Linked DNA regions of Homo sapiens: region 2 is linked to region 1. Evidence: read pairs that join two places in POLR2A ChIA-PET (ENCODE). Cell type or tissue: MCF 10A. All regions are shown on one strand. Links, peaks and the distances in the headings refer to the core of each region. The heading gives the core; the rest is flanking DNA. Region 1 has its middle 5.1 kb from the start of PPM1G. Region 2 overlaps ZNF512 (zinc finger protein 512).

Evidence for each region. Peaks named below come from ENCODE experiments on the same cell type or tissue, not always from the same donor. Only the 100,000 strongest peaks of a DNase experiment are listed, where the experiment ranks them.
Region 2: POLR2A ChIA-PET joins it to region 1 with 6 read pairs; 5 of 35 experiments call an interaction of 5 or more read pairs at or near these places.

The regions. Positions count from the first base shown.
Region 1 is chr2:27,412,489-27,416,881 of GRCh38, reverse strand. No RefSeq gene overlaps it. Among named protein-coding and RNA genes, the nearest start is that of PPM1G, 5.1 kb to the right of the region's middle. In MCF 10A, for the core only: no CTCF peak of the experiment used is centred there; a DNase peak (open chromatin) is centred at 2,471.
Region 2 is chr2:27,601,133-27,605,525 of GRCh38, reverse strand. It overlaps ZNF512 (zinc finger protein 512), which reads right to left. Exons shown (of 14, transcript NM_032434.4): 7 at 4,084-4,170; 8 at 2,965-3,063; 9 at 2,219-2,386. Among named protein-coding and RNA genes, the nearest start is that of ZNF512, 20 kb to the right of the region's middle. In MCF 10A, for the core only: no CTCF peak of the experiment used is centred there; no DNase peak of the experiment used is centred there.

The DNA of each region.
Region 1 (4,393 bases), core at 234-4,233:
GATCCATGTGCTTCGGCCTCCCATAGTGTTGGGATTACAAAGATGAGCCACTGCGCCCAACCTAGGCCAGAACTTTTTTTTTTTTTGAGGCAGAGTCTCGCTCTGTCACCCAGGCTGGAGTGCAGCGGCACGATCTTGGCTCACTGCAACCTCCGCCTCTCAGGTTTAAGCAATTCTCCCGCCTCAGCCTCCTGAGTAGCTGGGATTACAAGTGTGCGCCACCATGCCCGGCTAATTTTTTGTATTTTTAGTAGAGACAGGGTTTCGCCATGTTGGCCAGGCTGGTCTCGAACTCCTGACCTCGTGATCCGCCCGCCTAGGCCTCCCAAAGTGCTGGGATTACAGGCGTGAGCCACTGCGCCTGGCCTAGGCCAGAACTTTTGTTGGGGTTTCTAAGGGTAAGGCAAGGCAGGGCAAAGAGTTTAGGGTTGGCTAGTTTGAATAACTCCTGCAGGCTGTAAACTTTAGGGATGGTCCCTAATTGCCTGCGATGATTAAGGCAAAAGAATATTGCTTCTTGTGATGTACAGGCCAGATAGGGGAGGTATAGCGCTGGACTGGTCAGTTTATGTATCAAAGGAATGTTTTGGCTGGGCGTGGTGGCTCACACCTATAATCCCAGCACTTTGGGAGGCCTAGGCAGGTGGATCACTTGAGGTCAGGAGTTTGAGACCAGCCTGGACAATATGGTGAAACTCCAGTCTCTACTAAAAATACAAAAATTAGCCGGGTGTGGTGGCCTGTGCCTGTAGTCTCAGCTACTCAGGAGGCCGAAGCATGAGAATTGCTTGAACCCAGGAGGCGGAGGTTGCAGCGAGCCAAGATGGCACCACTGCATTCCAGCCTGTGTGACAGAGCAAGACTCCATCTCAAAAAAAAAAAAAAGTCCTTTGCTATCTCTAATTGGTTAGCATTGGAAGGGCAGTCTCTCCCAGCCAGAAAGGATTTTATAAGATGTCAAAATATGGGCCGGGTGCAGTGGCTCACACCTGTAATCCCAGCTCTTTGGGAGGCCGAAGCAGGCGGATCACCTGAGGTCAGGAGTTCAAGACCAGCCTGGCCAACATGGTGAAACCAAGTCTCTACTAAAAAATACAAAAATTAGCCGGGCGTGTTGGCGGGCGCCTGTAATTCCAGCTTCTCAGGAGGCTGAGGCAGGGAGAATTGGTTGAACCCAGAGGAGGAGGTTGCAGTGAGCCAAGATCGTGCCACTGCACTCCAGCCTCAGCGACAGAGCGAGACTCCAACTCAAAAAGAAAAGAAAAGATGTCAAAATATGGCCCGGCACCGTGGCTCACGCCTGTAATCCCAACACTTTGGGAGGCCGAGGTGGGCGGATCACGAGGATCAGAAGATCCAGACCATCCTGGCTAACACAATGAAAACCTGCCTCCACTAAAATTACAAAAAAAAAAGATGGGTGTGGTGGCACACACCTGTAGTCACAGCTACTTGGGAGGCTGAGGTAGGAGAATCACTTGAACCTGGGAGGTGGAGGTCGCAGTGAGCCGAGATCGCGCCACTGCACTCCAGCCTGGGTGACAGAGTGAGACTTTGTCTCAAAAAAAAAAAAAAAAAAGTCAAGATATTATCATCTACAGAAAATATATATATAAATTAATGAGTATAAAGGGGAGTAAGAACTAGCCCAGAATCCCAGAAATAGACTCTCCCTCTTCGTTTTTAGTACCTTCAAAATATTTGAATTCCTTCTTTCTTAGCCCTAAATCTTGTCCCTGAGATTATTTTTTTCCTCTCTGGATCAATCTTTCACCTTTAATCACAACCAAGAAGGAATATGGTATCAAAACTGCTTAGTTTTTAAAGGTATCATTTCATGAATAGTATAATATTGATGTATATGAATCACATGTATATGAAGAAAGGGTCAAAAACAATGAGATCCAGGCACAGCAGCATGCACCTACTCAGGAGGCTGAGGTGGGAGGATTGTCTGAGCCCAGGAGTTTGAGGCCAACCTGGGTAACATAGGAAGACAACATAAATTTATAATATTTAATATAAATACAAGCATATTGGCATATTTTGGATGATCTAGATTAACACTTTTTTGAGTGATCTTCAGTTCACATTCAAATTTACAATTGAACTGATGTCACATTATACTCTAAAGTTAGAGCATTTAATATATATATATATATTTTTTTGAGATGGAGTCTTGCTCTGTGGCCCAGGCTGGAGTGTAATGGCGGGATCTCAGCTCACTGCAACCTCCGCCTCCCAGGTTCAAGCGATTCTCCTGCCTCAGCCTCCCAAGTAGCTGGGATTACAGGCGCCTGCCTCCACGCCCACCTAATTTTTGTATTTTTAGTAGAGGCAGAGTTTCACCATATTGGCCAGGCTGGTGTCGAACTCCTGACCTCAGATGATCCGGCCGCCTCAGCCTTCCAAAGTGCTGGGGTTACAAGTGTGAGCCACCACGCCCATCCACATTTAACCTTTAAGGCAATGTCTCCCAGGCTGGCAACATTCCCAGAGATCTATAATTACATGCCTCAGGGTTCATAATTTCTTTTTTTTTTTTTTTTTTGAGACGGAGTTTTGCACTGTCACCCAGACTGGAGTGCAGTGGCGCAATCTCGGCTCACTGCAACTTCTGCCTCCCAGATTCAAGTGATTCTCCTGCCTCAGCCTCCCAAGTAGCTGGAATTACAGGCATGTTGCCACCATACCCTGCTAATTTTGTAGTTCTAGTAGAGACAGGGTTTCTTTTTTTTTTCTGAGACAAAGTCTCGCTCTGTTGCCCAGGCTGGAGTGCCATGGCACGATCTCAGCTCACTGCAACCACTGCCTCCTGGGTTGAAGCGATTCTCCTGCCCCAACCTCCCAAGTAGCTGGGATTACAGGTGTGTGTCACCACGCCCAGCTGATTTTTGTATTTTTAGTAGAGACGGGGTTTCACCACGTTGGTCAGGCTGATCTCGAACTCCTGACCTCGTGATCTGCCCGCCTCAGCCTCCCAAAGTGCCGGGATTACAGGCGTGAACCACCGTGCCCGGCCAGACGGGGTTTCACCATACTGGTCAAGCTGGTCTTGAACTCTTGACCTCAGGTGATCCACCCACCTCAGTCTCTCAAAGTGCTGGGATTACATGTGTGAGCCACCATGCCTGCCATAAAAACCCTTTTTTCATGTGGACTAACACCTCAAGTACATGTTCAGGAGCTGGCTCTATTACCATGTCTGATTAGCCAGATTTTTGCAGCTCATACTTTAAAGACAGACTCAGCATTATCAATCGATCTATGAATATAGTATTGCGTTTTGGGTGTTTTTTTTTTTTTTTTTTTTTTTTTTAGACAGAGTCTTGCTCTGTCACCCAGGCTGGAGTACAGTGGCGCGATCTCGGCTCACTGCAAGCTCCGCCTCCTGGGTTCATGCCATTCTCCTGCCTCAGCCTCCCGAATAGCTGGGACTACAGGCGCCCACCATCACGCCCGGCTAATTTTTTGTATTTTTTAGTAGAGACAGGGCTTCACCATGTTAGCCAGGATGGTCTCGATCTCCTGACCTCGTGATCCACCCGCCTCGGCCTCCCAAAGTGCTGGGATTACAGGCGTGAGCCACTGCGCCCGGCCTTTTTTTAAAATTTTTTTTCTTTCTCCCTTCTAGTCAAAGCATGAAACCTTTACGTCACTGGAAATATACTGTAGTGACTTTGAGGGGAATAGGATGGTGAGGGGATAATCTTCATACTCTTTCTCCTTTTTCACCTCTTTCCATGATCCCCCTTAGTATCTATCTCCCCTCTCTGTAACATTATTGCTCTCCCAGTGCGTTACTTTTTCCTTGAGTCATATTGTGTGTGTGCGTGTGTGTGTTTATATAGTATTTTTAGTAGAGAGAGGGTTTCACCATGTTGGCCAGGCTGGTCTCGGACTATTGACCTTAAGTGATCCGCCTGCCTCAGCCTCCCAAAGTGCTGGGATTACGGGCGTGAGCCACTGTGCCCAGCCTCGAGTTATATTTTCTTTTCCACTTTTTTTCTTGTCTGTTTTTTTCCCATTTATTTTCAGGCCACCTCCTATTTTTTGTGAACACAATTAAATGTGGCTTCCATTCCATATTTAGCGTGTATGTATGGACACTTAAACAGCAGTCTTTTGTTGAATAATATACAACATTTATGGATAACTCAGCACTTTACATTCAATTCCTCTTATCCTTAAAGCAGTCTTGAAGAGTAGATGCTGTATGTCTGTCTTGCAGATGAACTTAGCCTAAGAGGGAATAAGTAACTTGTGAAAGATCTCATAGGTAATATGTGGCAAAATTCATGCTCTTTAAACAATGTCACATTCCATTCTTAGGAAAAAACAAAGTCCAAAAAGAAAAAAAAAAAGAAAGAAAAAAAAGAAGGCGGGCATAGTG
Region 2 (4,393 bases), core at 259-4,258, 190 kb before region 1:
CCAGCCTGGGCAAAAGAGCAAGACCCTGTTTCAAAAAAACAAAACACAACAATCTTTTCATTTTTTGTTTTTGAGTCAGGGTCTTGCTCTGTCACCCAGGCTGGAGTGCAGTGGCACCATCTCGGCTCACTGCAATCTCCGCCTCCTGGGCTCAAACCATCCTCCCGCCTCAACCTCCCAAGTAGCTGGGACTACAGGCGTGCACCACCCACACCCAGCTAATTTTTGTATTTTCTGTAGAGATGGGGTTTCACCATGTTGCCCAGCTGGTCTCGAACTCCTGAGCTCAAGCAATCCACCTGCATCAGCCTCCCAAAGTGCTGGGATTACAGGCATGAGTCATTGTGCCCAGCCCAAAAACCTTTGTGAATGTTTATAGCAGCTTTATTCGTAATCATCAAAAACTAGAAACAACCAAATGTTCTTCAACTGGTAAGCAGATAAACGACAAACTTGAAACATCCATATAATGAAATCCTAGTCAGAAAAAAAAAGGAATAAACTAATGATACATGCAACACATGGATGAATCACAAATGGATTATGGTAAATGAAAGAAGTCAGACTGAAAGGCTACATGCTGTATGATTCAATTTATATGACATTCTGAAAAGGGTAAAACTATAGGGTCAGAAAATAAATCAGTGGTTGCCAGAGGCTGTAGCTGGAGGAAAAGGCTGACTAAAGGGACACAAGTCAACTTGAGGTAGTGATGGAATTGTAAAACATCTTTTTTTTGTTTGTTTTGAGACAGAGTCTCACTCTGTCACCCAGGCTGGAATGCAGTGGTATGATCACAGCTCTGCAGCCTCAACCTTCTGGGCTCAAGTGATCCTCCCACCTCAGTTTCCCAAGTACTTGGGACTACAGGTGTACACCACCATGCCTGGCTTATTTTTTCATTTTTTGTAGAGACAGGGTCTCACTATGTAGCCCAACCTAGTCTCAAACTCCTGGACTCAGGCAATCCACCCACCTCAGCTTCCCAAAGTGCTGGGATTACAGGTGTGAGCTAAGGCACCCCGCCTAGTCTATGTGTTGAGTGTGATAGTGGTTACATGACTGTATACATGTGTCAAAACTCTTATAATTATGCACTAAAATGGTAAACATTACTATGTGTAAATTGTATCTTAACAAATGACTCTAAAAAAAAAGAAACCACAGGGTGGGAAACCTTGGAAATGTAATGAGAACAAAAAAATTTAAACCAAAAAAATGAGAGGAACCAGCTGGACAGATGCCCATAAAAGCTCTAGCTATGGGGGAATGCCTTTAGTTTTAAAAGTATAACAATGGGGCTGGGCACAGTGGCTCACGCCTATAATCCCAGCACTTTGGGAGGCCGAGGTGGGCAGATCACCTGAGATCGGGAGTTCGAGACCAGCCTGGCCAACATGGTGAAACCCCGTCTCTAATAAAAATACAAAAATTAGCTGGGCGTGGTGGCACGCACCTGTAATCCCAGCTACTCGGGAAGCTGAAGTAGGAGAATTGCTTGAACCCAGGAGGCGGAGGTCACAGTGAGCCAAGATTGCTCTACAGCACTCCAGCCTGGGCAACAGAGGGAAAGTCTGTCTCAAAAATATATAAATACATAAATTAATTAATTAATTAATTAAATAATGGGCTGAGCAGGGTGGCTCGCACCTATAATCCCAGCACTTTGGGAGGTCAAGGTAAGAGGATCACTTGAGGCCAGGAGTTTGCGACTGGCCTGTGCTACATAATGAGACCCCCGTCTCTACAAAAAATTAAAAACGAAGAATTAGCTGGGCATGTGACGCAAGCCTGTAGTCCTGGCTACTTAGGAGCCTGAGGCAAGAAGATGGCTTGAGCCCAAGAGTTCGAGGCTGCAGTGAGCTATGATCCCACCACTGCACTCTAGCCTGAGACAGCAAGATCTTGTCTCTTGAAGAAAAAAAAAAAAAAAAATATACACACACACACACTATATAAAAATATATAAGATATAAAATATATAATAATGAGTTTACTTCTGCCTGGACTATACTTTGAATTTTGATTTATCTAACCTAATAATGTTAAAAAGGCAGAAATAAGGACAAAGAACGAATAAAGAAGAGACAACACACAAGCATTCAGAGATTAAAAGAGGATACAAATGAGGAACCAAACACATATGGGAAGATAGAGGGGTAAGGACTCACCACGAAATACATCCCCACGCAGGGTATAGAAAGGAATCAGTACTCACAGGCCCATGCTCTGACCTCAGGTGATATGCAAGTCCAGCCTTCGACCTATATGGTTTTCCACAGTGGTGACATTTCAGGGTCATCTTTTCCAGCTCTGCAGCCCCTTTGCCACATTTTCTGACATGGTAGAGATATCCCATGATGCTGGTGAAGCTACTGGAGCAACTCTGAACAGAGGAGAGAAGCCTAAACTATAATCTTACATCTTTTGACATGATCCCTAAATTTCTAAACAGCCATAAAGCATTCACCACCACAAAATACAAATAGACCCTCTGATTTCAGTAGACCCTCTCCAACATCTCCCATCAGCACAACCCTTCCTTGTCTCTGGCCATCTTACTCTGATCAAGCATGATTTTCAATCAGCTTAGTCAGCCCTTGATAAACTATAACTGTGCATCTACTCTATGTCAGAGCTTTCTCCTTGGTCTGTGATCCAACCCCATCCCAATATCAAATACCCAGCAATATATACCAAAGTCCAGCACAGTGAGGGGTCACTGGGATCCTCTTCATCACATTAAAAAAAGGATGGTAAGGAAACCCCATCAAACAAAGGGAAGGGGGAGAAAAATAAATTTTTGGAAATAAGGAAGAAAATAAACAACTATTAATGATTCAAGAGACCAAGATAGTACAGAACTAGGAAGTCTACAATGAGGAAGAGAAGAAATGGAAAGAAGAACGAAAGACATTGACCTGAGAATTCAGGCAGAAGGAATTGCTGTCCTTGGGCCCTTACCTCACGCATGCACCTGAGCTTTCCCAGTCTCTTTAGAACTGTTCGGAGCCTTTCCCTCTCACTTGGCTCATCTATTTCATCTCCGGCTTTCAAAATGGGCTAGAAATCAAGAGAAGTAAACAAGAAGATGATTCATGGAAAAGATAAGACACAGGGAAAAAAAATATCAGAGGAGAATCAAGGATTGGACTGGCAGCTAAGCTGGTGCCAATGAAGCCCAAGTTTTCTGACTCCTGGTGTTCTCCATCTTCTCCTGGACAAAGGAAGTGAATATAATGGAAATAAGAGTTCTGAGCCTCTGACTCCCAAGATATGAACCTTTGGAGCTAACCTAAACACACAAATATTTATGGATTCACTGCAAAGGTTTCATTGTGCATAACTCTTTTATCAAAACGGTCTTCTTGCTAACACCCTTATAAAATCCCAAAGCCATCTGCACTGAGATATCTACACTCACATAAGTAAAAGACATCCAGGCCGGGCGCAGTGGCTCACGCCTGTAATCCCAGCACTTCGGCAGGCCAAGGAGGGTGGATCACCTGAGGTCAGGAGTTCGAGACCAGCCTGGCCAACATGGTGAAACTCAGTCTCTACTAAAAATACAAAAAATTTCTGGGCGCGATGGCTCACGCCTATAATCCCAGCACTTTAGGAGGCCAAGACGGGAAGATCACCTGAGGTTGGGAGATCGAGACCAGCCTGACCAACATGGAGAAACTGCCATCTCTACTAAAAATACAAAATCAGCCAGGTGTGGTGGTGCATGCCTGTAATCCCACCTACTCGGGAGGCTGAGGCAGGACAATCGCTTGAACCCAGGAGGCGGAGGTTGCGGTGAGCCAAGTTTGCACTGCTGCACTCCAGCCTGGGCAACAAGAGTGAAACTCCGTCTCAAAAAACAAAACAAAACAAAAAAAATTAGCCAGGCGTGGTGGCGCACGCCTGTAGTCCTAACCACTCAAGGGGCTGAGACACGAGAATCGCTTGAACCAGGAGGTGGAGGTTGCAGTAAGCCGAGATCGTGCCACTGCACTCCAGCCTGGGCAACAGAGTGAGACTCCATCTCAAAAAAAAAAAGACATCCAAACACTCACAAAAGACAGAAGACACTCTTACCAAACTATTATGATTTGCCATGACATGATACTTCATCCCTGCCAGTGAACGAAGTTGTTTCCCACAATGATGACAAGTAAACATTTCCTAGAAGGAAAAATACTGCTCAGTGCTAGGTTGTTCCACAGAGAAACAGAATGTCATGAAGTCCGACTCAAATGCTTTCATCTATGTCTCCTTTATTTCTCAAGCTCAATAGTCAATAAATCTCAAAATCCCAGAAACTCAGTGTCATGTCTTCAAGGGCAAAATAAAGGCAATTCACTTTTAAAATAATAAGAATTACCATTAACCAAATATTTGCCAAGTA